Linked DNA regions of Mus musculus: region 1 is linked to region 2. Evidence: chromatin loops called from intact Hi-C (ENCODE). Cell type or tissue: left cerebral cortex. All regions are shown on one strand.

Evidence for each region. Hi-C counts contacts between places; a loop is a spot of excess contacts. Peaks named below come from ENCODE experiments on the same cell type or tissue, not always from the same donor. Only the 100,000 strongest peaks of a DNase experiment are listed, where the experiment ranks them.
Region 1: it touches region 2 in a loop (10-fold over the local background); 2 of 42 quality-filtered maps call a loop at or near these places.

What each region holds. Positions count from the first base shown.
Region 1 is chr7:96,470,287-96,478,286 of GRCm38, reverse strand. The region is part of intron 3 of Tenm4 (teneurin transmembrane protein 4); the gene reads right to left. Among named protein-coding and RNA genes, the nearest start is that of Gm15412, 130 kb to the right of the region's middle. In left cerebral cortex, no CTCF peak of the experiment used is centred here; DNase peaks (open chromatin) are centred at 615, 1,128, 1,394 and 3,594; H3K27ac peaks cover 1,211 bases.
Region 2 is chr7:96,561,943-96,569,942 of GRCm38, reverse strand. All of the region lies in intron 6 of Tenm4 (teneurin transmembrane protein 4), which reads right to left. Among named protein-coding and RNA genes, the nearest start is that of Gm15412, 220 kb to the right of the region's middle. In left cerebral cortex, no CTCF peak of the experiment used is centred here; DNase peaks (open chromatin) are centred at 3,485, 3,883 and 7,755; H3K27ac peaks cover 1,155 bases.

The sequences.
Region 1 (8,000 bases), 92 kb after region 2:
CCACATTTCTCTAGCATACAACACAGGGTAAAGTTGGGGCATGCTAGGGATTTGAACTTAGTTCTTCACCCTTGTATAATAACCATTCTTACTCACTAATTCTCTTCTCCAGCCCCAGCTTCTGTTCTTTTTTTGTTCACTACTTCAGGGTTCTGACACTGAACAGATAGCTACCTCTCAGTGTCTGGGAGGCAAGCTGGGGTAAGCTGCAGCAGTAGCTCTGACCACCCTGGGCTTTTTCACATTCAGGTGGTCTATGGTACACCTACTCAAAGTTCTCATGTTGATATTCCAACTCCTGGCACCTCAGTCACGGGATCTTATCTTGAAATGGGGTCATGGTGGAGGCAGTCAGATAATTGAGGATGAGGTCAAATCTAGGTAGTATGGGCCTGGAACAAATAAACAGAAATTTGGGCCAGCAGGTGAGCCCCTGGGCAACATCTTGAGGTGGGAAGACAGAGGGACCAGAGTGAAGCATCTTATCTACTGGCCCAGGAGTACCACAGCTGACAGAGACTGGCAGAGGCTAAGGGAGAGGATGAGTAGAGACATTAGCAGCCTGTGACACCTGGCTGAGTGTCCCAGCCTTCAGATGGTAACTGTGAGTAGTGGAAGTTACCAATTTTGTGGTGCCTTGTGGTGCAGTCCTATGCTAGCAAGATGATGGAAGAAGAGTCCAAGATACCTTTGTGTGGTCTGAGGTCAGGAGGGCAGTGCAACTTTCCTCAGTTGTAGGAGGGGTCCAGAAGGGGATCTCAAGAAAACCACAGGGACTTGTACTCATCTGGGCAAAGGCTCAAGTGAGTTTCAGTCGTACATGGGACCCTGGGTCATTGGTGTCACCAGGCTCAGGCCCATGAAGTACTTCTTCATTTTCCATAATGTAAGTGTGTGTCAAAGCAGAAGTAATTAGAGGTGAGGAACTGAAAGCTCAGAATAGGGAGATGTTCTTGTTAGCGAGGTGGAGGCTGAACTGAGGCTAAAACTCAGCAATCTACAAATGCCCTTCAAATACCAGCATGCCTCGGCCAGCAGACACACAGAACTATGCCATTTGCGTGAAATGCTACAGCCTCCGTGGGCACAACTGTATATTTAGACATTCTCAAGGAAGGGGGGTGGTGGAAAAGTGGTTCTTTCCATTTTCACAGATTATTTTAAGAGCTAGGACACGTGGGGATTTTGTTCCAAGATTGGAAGAAGACCAGGCTATGAAGAAGCTACAGAGTAGGAAGTAAGTGCTTAGTGCTCCCACAAAGCCTTTGGTCAAAAGAGCAATCATGGGCTACTGTTAAAAGGTGGCGAGCCCATGGGCTGGTTAAGCAGCATGCTTTAAAAATCACTGAGGGAGGAAGAAGTGGAAGAGGGGGAGGACAACATAGGAACTTGAGTTCTATCCTAGGGTGGGAGCCACATGGCATGGATAATGAATCAGACAACAGAGGAATGTAACCTAAAACAATCAGAGAAGCTACTGAGCAGAGAAGACGCAGCCTTTGGGCGAATCATCAGCCTGACTGTTGATGCTGGATACTTCATCCTTACCCAGTGTTTGTCACAAGGCAAAACACAAGTGACAACTCCCGAACAAGCTCCACAGTGATTCCCTCACTTAAGGAATGTCCTTTGGAGGGTGTGATGGTTAGTTTTCAATGCCAAACTTGCCACAACCTAGAACCCCCGTTGAGCAACGTCTCAATCAAAGACTTACCTACAAGAATTTGGATGGTGGACATGTCTGTGGGGGGTTGTCTTGACTGTGAATTGATGCAGGAAGATATACCTTGAATATGGGAGGCACCATTTTATGGGGTGTGCTCTGGACTGTATAAGACTGGAGAAAGCTGGCTGAATATTAAGCAAAGGCAGCGTGGCTATATTAGTTTCTCTTTGCTCCTAACTGTGGAAGTTATACATGAAGTCCCTTTAAGTTCCTGCTTTGATTTCCTTTTAATGGTGGACTTCAACCTGGAGGTATAAAGCACACACTCTTTCTTTCCTAAGTTGCTTTGGGGCGTGAGGAAGCTGGTTCTGAGTGTTTCAGTAACATAAATGAAGCTAAAAGAGGGTAACATGAAACCCTCTGAATGATGTTCTACAGTCAGAAGGTGTGAACCAGATATGCCATAGGCACACGAGGATAAAGTGTAGTCCAATGTAGCTTCTAAAAGAGACACCAAGGAGCCTAGTTTCTATTCATTCAGCTGATTATTCAAGCAGGTGCCCAGCCTGGCCCTCCCTAGCTGGATCTCCATCTATCCGGTCACTCAGATAAGAACACAGCTCTTAAATCTTCTCACTCTCCCACTGGTTCTTACACCAACACCGGCCCTCCAGCCCACCCATTCAGCTCCATCTACATATCCCATGCTCATGTGTTCATCTGTGCCCTTCTTCTGATTCCAATTGTGTCCTGGGCATTGCTGCATTTCTTCTTAGTAGCAGGAACCTTTGGCTCCATCACCCTACTCAGACACTTTTTTCTATTATGTAGAGTGGAAGGAAGAAGAGAGGGTACAAGAGAGAGACAGGAAAAGACAAGAAGAGAAGAAAGAGAGTACTTCTTCAAAAACACAAATCTGAAATTATGCTTTCCCCTTATTCAGAATCTTTCAGCAGCTTCCTGTTGTGTTGTGAATCAAGGACCATCCTTTCATCTTGGTCATGCATGTTTGCTCAATTAATGTATTAAATAAATGCACACCAAAAACTGTAGGCATCCATAGAATATGCCATGGACGAGGCTCATGCAAAGCCATATTCTAACTTCCAAGCTACTCAGAGGTCTCTTTGGGAAGAAATTTTCATCATAAGTTCTAATGCGATTTGTTGTTGTTGTTATTGTTAATGTGTGTACGTGAGGGTGGGTGGGTATGCTTATGCTGTTGGGATAGAACTCAGGGCACTGGCCTCATGCCTCTGGGCAAGTGAACTACCACTGAGCTACATCTCAGCCTTTGTTTTTGACATACTTTGTTTATTTGTTTGAGACAAATTCTTACTTCACACTCCAGGCTGGCCTAAAACATATGGTCCTCTTCCACAGCCTTTCAAGTCCTGTGATTATAGGGATGTACCACACCTATCCCTGATTTCTAATGCTAACTTCCATGAGAAGGAGAGCCACGGCAGTCCCTCTGTCCCTTCAGCCATAAGCAGTGCCATGAGTCATAGCAGCAATAAACAAGGAGTGAACTTAGCTCATTCAAGTACCATGTAAGGCCTGGCAGTTGGCACACACCTCTTCTTGTTCCAAGGAGCTGGCTCTTCTTCTGCTCCACCCATCACTGCCCGTGACCAGATGGGTCAGTCTGCCTAACTCTGAATCCAATTACCAAGTCTGTTTGGCACCCAGACTGAACTAAGTTATTCATCCCAAGCAATCAACATGGTATCTTGGCTTCCATCTGCCACTCTTTGCCTCTCAGTAAGTGCATCCAAATTCGGGGAGGGAGGAGTATCACTTATTGGACTCCCTCGAAGACTTTGGATGTTCCCAAGAATAGGAAAAGCCCCTGCTTCAAGCCTGACGCAGAGCCATTGGCAAGCCAAGTGTGTGCCATCTCTGGCTCTGGAGATACAAAAGCTGCCATCCAACCACAGTTGCTGCCCGAGTGGGAACCACGTGGGGCTCGGTGAGAACTCAAGCGCAGATTTAGCAGCCGCGCTTAGCTCAGAGGACTGTCTCCAGGAATGAATCACGAAGGGAATACTGTCATTTGTGCAAAGAGACAGAGGGTTATGGAGGGAAACGTGGCTAGAGAGGCTCATTTCTGTTTATGAAAACAGATGGTCCTTTTGAAAAACAGAAAGCCCAAACAGAAGCATCATTTATCCCGGGAGCTAAGCGATTTTCCTATTGACATCGAATCCTCATCTCCTCTGCTCTTTAACCCCCCAGAGGGTTCATAAATGGTACTTCTTAAAATAAAAGCAAATGGAACTCTCACGAGGATGTGAGTTACATAAGACAAACCAGGCTCCCCTCTCCCATCAGTTTATCCTTCCTTTGCTCTTTGGCCCAGGTATTGCAAAACAAAACAAAACAAAACAAAACAACAACAACAACAACAAAACCAATAACAACATCTTTCAAACACTGGGAGTGGCTTGCAAGAGGGGACAAAAAGTAAGCCTAGTTTGGGAAGCTCCCAGTGCGGTCATACTGACACATACTACTTTTTCACACACCCCTACAGCAATAGAGGACACTGTCAGCATCTTCAATTTTTCCCCTTTGCTCCATTCTTCCTTCATCCTTCTGACTGTAAAGACAACAGCAGCAAAAATGAAGCTGCCCGTGCTTGCAGCTAAGGCTGAGGCCACTGCGCCTCTTCTTTCTGCCCCTTTTCCAGACCGCTCCGTGCATGGGAATCTGTGTCCTAACCATGAGCAGATCAGCGGGTCTCCTCATGGCTTCTAGATGGATCCAATAAGAGGCACAGGTAGGAAGTCTGAGACAGTTCAGAGCATGAAGCTGGATGTCTTCTCTGGATGACTACTCTCTGGGTATTGGATTAGCAGGAGCTAAGTTCCTATGTAGGAGAGTGCATAACCCCTGATTGAATATTTCTGTTTGTTTGTTTTAAGATTTATTTATTATATATTACCAGATCACATTATAGATGGTTATGAGTTACTAAGTGGTTGCTATGAATTGAACTCAGAACCTCTGGAAGAGCAGCCAGTGCTCTTAACCTCTGAGACATCATCTCCCCATCTCCCTGGTTGAGTCATAACTACAGATACAACTGTCTCCTAGGCCAGTACCTGCCCTTTTCTCTGTCCATTGAGCCTCGGAGGATAGTTTCTTAGCTGTTTCACTAACTTTAGTGGCTGTCCTTACTTCTCCCTATGCTTAACATCATTTTCCCCCTCCCCAGCCTGAGAACCTCATATGATGGTGTAAAGGATTTTTTTGCTAGGACCTGATTAATATAGGACAGCTCCATGTCAACCATTATGTTCAGGTCTGTCTTTCTTTGACTTCAAACGGATCTTTCTCTCTTTCTAAAAATACATTCCCAAGGCCCCATTGCTGAAGATAACAGCTATCTAACTCATTGACTTCTGAGTGGTTGTACTGGTACCTACTTAGAGCCTTCCCCAAAATCTTTGGTACCGGAAGATACCCTTCCTGCACAGTACCAAAATGGAAAGATATACACTGTGCCAGTCACAAACCCTTTCATTCACAATGGTGTACCTCTTGCAAGATATACTAGGGCAATGGTGCCAGAAAGCTTGTGGGAGTAGCCAACCCATATCTAATTTGATTGAAGGCCCACTCTATCAGGTAGAACCTACATTCAATACTTCTTATTGGTGTGCGATAACCAAGAATTGAAGACTGGATATCCCAAGGACCTCGGGTAAAACCAAGTAATACTGGTCTTAAAAACAATAAAACAAAAAAGTGGGAAACAGAGTGATAAAATGAGCCCTAATGTTATTCTGCTGTACTCAGATCAGTGCCCTGTTCAGCCATCGTCAGAGAGGTTCCCTCCTGCAGCAGACGGGACAAATACAGAGACCCACAGCCAGGCATTACACACAATTCTAAATGGGATGTTTTCATCAAATCCCTCCTCTCAGAGCTCAGGGAACCCCATGGAAGAGGAGGTGGGAAGAGGCTCACAGAGACTGAAGCAACCTGCATAGGGCCTGCACCTGAGCCTCTGTGTTTATATTATGGCTTCCGGTTTAGTGTTTTTATGTGATTCCTGAGTGTGCAAGTGAGTGAGACTCTGATTCGTGTGCCTTCTCTTGGGCTCTTTTCCTACTGTTGGTTTGTCCTGTCCATGTGAGAGTTTTCATTTTTATCGTCTAATATTTTCTTTTGTTAGATTTTATTATTATCCCTTAGAAGCCTCTTCTTTTCTAATGAGAGACAGAAAGGAAGTGGATCTGGGTGGGAAGGGAGGTGTGGAAAGAACTGGGAGGAGGAGAGGGAGGGAACCATACTAAAGATATGTGAGGGAAGAATCGATTTTCAGAAAAAGGGGGAAAAGGAAAAAGAAAGAAATTAAGAAAAAAAAAAAAAGAAAAGAAAAGAGCAAAGAATTATTGAGCAGTTTGCCAAGCAGGTCAGTAGTAATAGTTCATTATTATTTTATCTAATGATTCTGGACACAATGAAATTCTTTATAAGGCAAAAATAATTATTCAGAGGTCAGTTTGTCAAAATATCCTGAAAAATGTTAAATTCCAGATATTCTAATCATCCTTGAATTTGCATAAAGAGGTGCCTAGGGGTACAGAAATGCTGAGTCACTGGTACAAGTGCCTAGGAGTCTGTAGAATCTTTAAGAGTCTTTGAGTGCCAGCTGCTGGAGTCTCAGAGGAGGCATTGCATCTACACTGAGCAGAATACAGAGACAATAGGAAGAAAAACGGAGATGAACTTCGACTTTCCCTGGCATGGAATACTATGCAACCACACAAAATGACTCATTGTGTAGGTAAATACTGGAAATACAGGGAAAGATATGTATATTGGTCAATGAAACAGAAGATCACAAGACTAGCTGAACATATTAAAGAAGCACAAAGATGTTTGCCTGAGGGTGTTCCTGTACTTCCAAATCTTATATACCAACTACTGACGACTCTTCATTATAAATATAAGAACAACCAAGTTTCAGCCAGCCATAAGCATCTGGTTTCAGCCAATCAGAGCCAGCCAGCTCAACACACCACGCGCCCCACAGGCAGATGCCAGACTGCAACCAGGCAGGTAGTTTCCTGACTTTGCTTTTATTTCAGATCTTCCAAATTCTGCTATTTTATTCAGGCAGCCAGGCAAGGACTCTGAGTGTTGCATGGCTCATGGGGTGCAGTTTGCTCTAATAAACTCTAAGTTTAATTTGCCTACACCTTTTCTTTAACTGCGTGTACTTGCCTACACATCAGCAATGCTTTTGTTAATGTGGCTCATTTTCTCCCATTTGCTTATCCGTACTTTCGAAAACCTCAAGAATAAATAGTTTTACTAGTGAGAAAATATCAAAATAAAGCATAGTTTTCAAAACCACCTAGCATAATTTTAGAGACATGTTATCCAGGAACTGCTTATTAGCAGCCTCCAATTTTACAAAACACACAGCCTGTAAAGCTAGATATTTAAGCAACGGCTCTGGTCTCCCTGGAGGAGGCTGGCATTTCAAATCCTTGATACTCGACTCATTGGGATCCCCAGGCCCACTGTCTGTTTTATCCTGCTAATTCCAGTTCTGTGCAGGGTTCTCTGCCTCTCCACAAGGCAGACATGTGTCCCGATCTGAGACTGTTGCCAGTACTCCAGCAGTCTTGTTCAGATATGCCCTCCCCCGAACACGAAATGTATTCCTAGCAGATTGATAACATGTTATTAATAACCAAATAGGCTGTCAATCAGCGATATCTTCTCAGAGACATCTATGTCAGTTATATTTAAAAAAAAAACAATTAAAACAGAAAGATTCAAGAGACATCCTTTCTCAATAGTACTTTTAATTATTAGGCTCCCAATTATTTACTCTCTCATTTTCCCTCTGCCTCTGCTTCCAGAAGACTCGGGAAGGAAATTAGCTAGTACAGAACTGCATGAGCATCTATGAGTGTGAAGACAAGCTCTTATGTGTGTGGCCATCAGAGTGAGTGAGGTGTACTGCGTCGCACCTTCTCAGTAACCATAGTGCAGAGTTAGGTTGTGCATGCATCACATGTATTTTAGTCATTCAGGAAGGAAAGGCAGGAAATAGGGCATGATGCTGGCATCCAGGAAGCAGGCTGGTGGAGGAGAGCACTTGCTTACCCTTTTGGTTTCCGGATGAAGTTCACACTATCACTATCACCTCTGACATTAACCCTTCTATGGCTTCCCCGCTGGATTCTTACTGTGGTTCTGCCTCTGACTGCCCCTTCCCTGCCAGCCTCATCTTCATAACATAGAGACAAAGCATCTTGACTCTCCTGGGGCAAGCTTGCCAGAAGCCTCCCAGACTTAGGATGGCTGC
Region 2 (8,000 bases):
GTACTCAGTCTTGTATTCTGTGTAAGAGTTCTATATCTTGCATTCTCCTGGATCTCTAGCTAGCATTCTCAAATAATGGGCATGATGGGCAGGATATATGATGAATACCTTCAAACCCATGTGTATTCATGGACTCTCATGTCCAGGCTCTGAACCCATGAAGATGCATATGCTACAGTTTTGCCAAGACATACACAGACCTGTGAAAAAGGTTAAATGTAAAGAAAAAAGGATGCATTTAACCATGAGGCATAGTTAAAAGGCTCATTGAAGAATACCCTCATGAGACTGTCCTGTACCCCCGAAGGGGACAGCAAGGTTAACTATCACATCCGCTTTAAAGTTTTCACCCCATTTTTGAGCTGTAGACTGTGGGCTTCATTAAGACATCATTGTGGTGGAATACAAAACTGATCAATAATGGGCGGCACTTTTTAGACTAATTAGCCAGCTACATAGGAACAAACAATAGACAAATCCTTACCTTGCTTTCTGAGGATACCCAGCAGCAACCAGCTCACTTGGTTCAGCTATGATAGCTGCTCCGAGGAACTTCCCCTCTGCCTTTTGGGGCTCCTGTATATTCCCTGTCTGTGAACATGCATCAAATTTGTCACAAAGGTTTTACTCTAGGCTCATGAAAACAGCTTGGCCAGCCATGTCTTTCAATATCCATGACATCTGCAAGTCAACAGTGCTCCAGGCAGTGACGAGAATGTGGAGTCATGCAGATATCTATGCTTGAACTTGGTCCCTGCCACTTATTAAATTAGTGATCGCATGATTGGTGCCTAACATGTCTCAGTTCCTATTTTCTTATCTGCTCCAAAAGAACATAGCAGTTTTATAGAGACAAGAAGGTAAAATAAGGGTTTTTAAAGAGTATATTTATACTTGGCCTGTAATAATTACTGCAGAATATATATTATTAAATAAATTTTAATAGCACTTAATTCAGTAGTATAATTATACTATTATTAAATAAGCCATTTTTTATTATTATGTCCCCTGAACATTGGAATTTGTGAAGGATACATACAGTTCACTGAAGGCTTTCAATGCAGGTTCTCCTACCTGTTATCAATGTTCTATTCTTTATTTTTGGTTTGGCATACTATAATGGTTAATACTCATCATCAGCCTGGGAGGATCAAGACTGTCTGGCCGTCTGTGTAAGAGTTTCTCGACTGTCACTAACTGAGGTAGGAAGAGCCACCATAAGTCCAAGTACCTATTCAATGAGCTAGAGGACAAGACCAAATAAAGCAGAGGAAATAAGAGGATGGCCAGCCTTTGTCCCTGTCTGCTTCCTGACTGTGGATGCAAAGTGACCCGCTGTCTCAGATGCCTTCCCACCTCGAAGGACTGCACGCTTGAACTCTGAGCTAGAAGACATTCTCCTTCCCTTAAATGACTCTTGCTGGGTACCCTGCCATTTCATTGAGAAAAGTAAATTATAGAGATAAAAGAGGGGGAAAAAAAAGAATTGTGTGGTGACCAGGAACTGGCCTGACACCCTCAGCTTACACAGACTGTGGCATTTTCCTGTTGGATATAAGCAACCAACACCCTTTTATACTCCAGCTCCAGACAATTCTGTGACTTACAGTAGATGAAGCCAAAGACAAGGACACCCTGGGGTCATTTCTGAATTCAGGCAAAGCCCAAAAGCATCATCCAAACCACAAAGCGTCAAACAGCGCCCACGCTGCCTAGTATTAGGGACAGCTGCTTCTTCCCATGGTTCTGTGGCAGTTCTTCCCTGATTGGCTGGCTGCTGGCCACTCAGTGCTCATCCCAGCACTGAGGTGTCCTTCTGCAAGGTGGCTATGTAGGGGCTGTCCACTGTCTCCTCTGTACTATGAACCCCTAGGTTGAGACCACCCCTGACTTCCTGCAGCAAGCTAGTCCACTGCATAGTCAAAACAAAGAAAGATTTCTGCACTGTTCTGCCCAGCTTAACCCACCCACTACCACACACCTAGAAACATGCTCCTACTGCGAGATTCGTTTAAACACAAGTTGCTTTCTTTGAAGAGACATCATTTCATTTCTTCTTCCCTTCTTCCCTGTACTAGCATCCAGTGTTCCTCGCCAGGCAAGTTCTCCCAGCTAAAACGTACAGCCACTGGTTAAGAGTGTGTGTAAGGACAGAGAGTGTTAAAAAAACGTCAATGCTGTCCTGAGAAGTATGTACCAGGTGGTCTGCTTGGATCATTCTTTGATCAAGCAGGAGGCTAATCTAAGGGCAGCATGCAAAAGAGCTAACCCACAGCAGACCTGACGTTGCATCTTAGAGACTTCTTCTGCTTGCAAGGATGATCCTGACTAGTCTGGGAACCTGCTGATAAACAGCCCCTCCCTGAATCATAAGAGTGTCTTGATGCCAGGGCTGCTTAATGTGCTCATGTTAAACACCTGTATTGTTTCTGAGTCTGGAATTTCAGGTGTTACCTAGATGATCAATCCCCTGATCCAAACCTCGGGCTCTAGGTCTCTCCTGCATTTCCCTGGAAGATGGCACCATGTGGATGTCATTATAACTCACGAGCACTTGTCACTCAGCAAAGGGACGCTTGGAGCTGGCTTCTTCCTCACTCTGCCCCGTATGCCTTCGGCATAGAAGCTTTGCCGTCTCTTGGATCATACATTTGGGCAGTGAATCCTGCTGTATGCTGGCCCCACCAGGGTGTCACTGAACTGTGGGTGTGTCCCAACACCTGCTTTAAGTTCTAACTTCACTGTCAGAGTTCAGAGCTGGATGACGGTAGAGCCATTTATGGGATTGCAGGTATTGAAGAGTTATTTATTGTGGGTTGTTCTGCTTGTTCTAAAAGTGAATAATAATGGCCAGGCTACTGGGGCCGATTTCTAAGACCTTTTCATTTCTACCTGAGGGAAATGTGGCATAAATATTTTTTGCAAATACAACCCATCCTTTAGCTTTACTAACAGTAGTGCTGACGTTGTAAGTGCGAAGGTGGAGGGTACAGCCAGGAAGAAGGCAGTTTCTGTGTGACAGGAGGAGGAGGGACTAGAAAAAGCTATAGCAAAGTTAACATAGGAAAGAAATCAGTTGTCAGAGAGAGGCTGGAATCCCTTCCCTTATGTGGCCTACACATAAAGAACAGGTCATGCTTGGAAACCGCCCTGACACACAAATGTGGGAAGGTAGTTGGTGTGGAAAAGACCAATGAGGGACCACGAGTCCCTGTGGTTCTGCTCTTTTGAGTGCATGCTCTTGCCTCGGCTTCCCGGCTCACTCCCGTTCTTTGGAGGGCTTTCCCTTTCTTAATAACTGTCTCCATTTCTATGTCTGAGCCAAGGTACAAGGGCCCAGAGATGTCAGGTACCCTGGGTCTCGTATTGTAACACTTGTGTGTAAGCACACACTCTCTCTTAGCTACCAGCTAAAGGATGCCTGGATTCTCACTGCTGCCTGCCTTCTGCCTCCAGCCCATTTGTTTCCCACTTGGAGTGGCTTCTGCATTTTCACCACCCACTTCACACCCAAGATGGCTCTTCTCTCCTCCCTCTCCCATCTTTGCAAGGAGCTGGAATTGCGAACCATTTCCCTCTGTTTATACCCTGCTTTGAACCTGGGTTGTTCCACACACTGTCCTTACTCCCTTCGTAGAGGTGTATTCCGCAAAAGCAATTTATTTTGTAGTTAGGGTACTACAAAACTAAGTGTAGCAAACTCATTTAGGAGCCAGGCTGTAGAGTTGGGGGCGGAGAGAAAACTACTCTTTAGTGTTCAAAACATGAAGGGGTTGCCTATTTATTTGAAGGGAAGTGTACTTCTTAAATGGGGTGGCAGTTTCTCACGGAGCAGCCTGGGAGAAGAGTCCTGGAGAAAAACCAGGCTTATTGGAGCCCTTAGACTTGGCCCGGGTACCTGGGAATCATCCCTGGAATGAGAGCCAAGCTGACTGGCTGCCAGATGGAACCATGAGCAGCCATGCGTGGGTGTGGAGTCAGAGAGACCTGGAGTTGAATCCCATCTCTGCCTCGATCCAGATGTGTGAGCACTTCTACCCAAAGAAGAGCCTCATAGATACCTCTTAGAATCCTGCAAATCTTCATGTTATCATCCAGGAAGTGCTGTGCAATTAATAATAATAGTATATACCCACACAGTATCTCCTATGTGCCAAATAATGTGACCTGCTATGACTTTATTTACTCACGGAATCCTTACAGCATTCCTGTGTAGCAGAGAGCAGCATTATCCCCAGTTTACAGACAAGAAAACAGAAGGGATAGAGAAACGAAGGGACTTTGCCAGCATGTAGAGAAAGTGATGGGGTTCAAACCCAGACAACGTGGCTCCAGAGTCTGAGCTTAAGTGTGGGTAACTATGTTTTTCTGGAAAGGTAAGTCTGGTACAACCATATCATTTTAACCTGCAAAAGCATTGGTAGTCATCCCTTCAAATCACTTTGTATTCCTGTCTCCATGAGCCAATACAGTAAGTGGCTCAGGCTTTGGATTTAGACAGCTCTGGCTTAGACGTGAACCCTGGGACTTCCTGCCTGGCAAATTATTAAAACTTTTAAGATCTCATTTTAACCATTTATAAAATGCTAATAACAAATGGCTTTACAAACTGAATGGGGCAATTAAATGAAACAAAGCACCCATACTGCCTGGCTTACTGTAAATGTGCATGATAGATAGCAGGAATTAGGGACACCCTTATTAACCAATGTAGAATTTATGAGCAAAAGGGAGAGGGAAGGGCAGGAAGAAGGAGGGAGAGGGAATAGTTAACCCCAGTGCATTAATGATTACTTGGCATTGCTCTGACCAAAATACCTCCATCAGACAACTTAAGGGCAGAACGGTTTATCTTGGATCATAGTTTTAGAGGTTTGGGTTTCCCTTAACAAGGAAGACTTTCCAGAATGATTCACATCATGGTGGGGAGGAAGCAGAGAGAGCATCACTCGAAGTAGGTAGAGATGATATACCTCAAAAACCCACCCTGCAGTGAACCACTTCATTCAGTCGCGCTTCACTCCTCAGTGCTACAGAACCTCCCAAATCATGTCATAGTCTTCATGCCAAATATTCAGAACATGAACCTTCGGGGAACACTTCTGATTCCATGCAGAACAAATGGTGCTGATGGCAGTTTATGCACCTGTCTAGTGCTATGATGAACACCACGAACAAAAGAAACTTAGGGAGGAAAGGGTTTAATTCAGCTTATACTTCCACATCATAGTCCATCATCAAAAGAAGCCAGGGTGGGAGGCAGAAGCCATGGATAAATGCTGCTTCCTGGCTTGCTCCTCATGACTTGCTCAGCCTGCATTCATAAAGCATCCAGGACCACCAGCTCAGGGATGGCTCCACCCACAGGGAACTGGGCCCTCCCACATCAATCATTATTGAAGAAAACCATCTCATGGGGTTGCCCACAAGCCCTATCTCCTGGAGGCATTTTTCTCAGTGGAGGTTCCTGTCTCTCAGATGGCTCTTGTTTATGCTAAGTTGATATAAGACTATCCAACACAGCACCTTTGCTGATTCTCCTGTTGTCTTCACCTGCTGGAGTGAAACGATCTACCTGCAGGATGTGGCCAGTTTGACCTTCTTGGTGCTCACTGAGGTCTTCTACCCTCAATTGTTTGTCTTTCTGTTTTCCCTTCCTTCCTTCCCTCTGGAAGCATGGCTTGTCTATATAGTTGGCAGGGACCTAGTGAGCAGGCCTACTGAGTAGAGGCCAGGAATGTCCCTGCAGCTCACCATGAAGTGCTAATTAGCATGGCAGCATATCACCTTTCTTCTGGGTATCACCTTTGCCTCATTTCATCTTGTCCCCACTGCCCTGAAAGTATACCTCCTGAACAAGGCATGGGCTCTTCTCTGTGCCTGAATCTCTGTTCTCTCGAAAACTCAGACCAATTCAGTTTTATCAATACAAGGGGGCAGAAGATATATATACAAGTAACTGACTTGACCTCTAGTCCAAGTTTAGCAGATGGGTCCTGAGATCCCCAGTGAGTCAAGCCAGTGCGTTCTGAATACAGCTTCCAGCTACACCAGTGGGGTTTCTCTGCTGGATTGCTTTGTTGTGCAAACCCAAAGGCAATTGTCATCTTGAGAGTAAGGTCTCACTAGATGCAGCCTAGTGTGAAGCAGGTGGGATCTTTTCTTTCTCCCTGGTAAAACTTCAGTTGGTTTCCTATCACTTTCAGAAGAAACCACTGCATACAAGTCAGTGATTCAGCCTTATCCACACCATCAGGGAGCCTGGCTTCCCTTTAGCCCACCTCTTAGCTCCTTAAAGCTCCAGCCATAACAAACGCTAGCTATTTGATAAACAGTACACCCAGCCAGCAGTCAGACCCAGCCCCCTCACTGCTGGGGGTGCTCTTCTTCTCTGCATGGCTGCTTCCCTATCAGAGACAGCTGGCCTTCCTTGTCACTGAGTGAAGTTTGGGGGAGGGCCTCATCTTCTCTAAATCATTTAGGGAGGTTTGTTCTGGGCTTCCCCTGAACCTGGCTCCAGAGATCCCAAGGCTAACAAGTGTCATCCTGCCCACATCAAGCTTCATGTATCAAGGCCATATGAGCCCCTTGGGCCCCCTTTACCTTTTGTCTACCCCGTGTTTCCCCCACACAATGAGGTCAAAGGAATGAAAGCAGTTTCTACATGGTGGTCCATCTACCTGGGCAATTAGTGTGAAATTTAATTGTGGTAAGGGTTTGGGAGATACTACTTGCCATGCTAGCTTGCTACATGTGGTATTCTGAAATATGTGCCCCAGGGTCCTCTGCCCGAGCAGAGTGGTCCAGGTGGCTTGTGACTCATCCAGCCTCCAGGGCAGCATTTCCTGTTTGAGGATGCCTTTCTTGCCACCCTCCCAGTTCGTGGCCACCTTAGGCTTATTAGTCATCTATTCCCACATTCACATCGGAGGCACAGAAGGAAGGGAAGACTGGTTCCACAGGCCAGGGGGCCCAGTGTTATATTACAAGCTCAGAGATTTTAGAGTCAGCCTAATAGATCACAGAACCCAAAACTCTGCCCAGATAGTAGGCTAATGGTTTTTGATCAAACCCATCATGAAGTGAATCATGGAATTTTTCTACTAAAGGGTCTTTAAAAAGTAAGGGAATTAACATTTGGAGAATCCAGTTATGTGTGGAGCATTTTTTAAAAGTCTTTAAAAAATCATATCTTATTATGTGTGTGATGTGAGGGCAAGAATGCATCCATACGGTGTATGTGTCACCACATACACGTGGAGGTCAGGCAAGAACTTGTAGGAGCTGGGTCTCTCCTTCCACTGTGGGTTTAAGAAACCAAGCTTGGGTGGTCAGGCTAATATGGCAACCACTTTTACCTGCTAAGACGTCTCACTGGCCCTTTAGACTTAGAAAAACCTGAACTCTGAAGTCAACCCATCTGGCTCTGTGCTGTGTCTTTCCTCCTGCATCTCTCTAGTTCATTTATTATTTCAACAACGCTCCTAAGTCGTAGAGTTTATTTCACAGTTGGTTATCGTGCCCTGCCTGGAGAACAGTGCCATATATTCTCCATGGAGAGCTCTTTTCTGCTCTCATTATATCCTTAGGAAATAGGAGCTCATCCCAAAGCTGCAGGCGGGGAAACCGAGCCTCACTGAACTTCAGTAATTTGCATAAAACTCCCCAGTTGCTATGTGGCTGAGATCCTCCTTCCATGCCACGCCACTGACTGAGACCCGAGTCCCCATTTGACTAGCTGGTGCTCAGAGAAGAGAAGTAACTGGTCTGGCATCGCACAAGGGCTAGTGACAGCCTAGTTCTGAAACCAGATTGTCTCTGGATGCTGAGGCTGCAACTATGCTCTCCTGAGCAGAAGGCTCTCTTCCCACTACTGGCTATTCTTTCATCTTGAGTGAGATGATGTTCAAACAGGCTAAGGAACCAACTTGCCCTGGACAAAGCAGAGCTTATTACACAAGGAGGAAAATGCCTCCCAACTATCTTGGGAAGGAATTCGG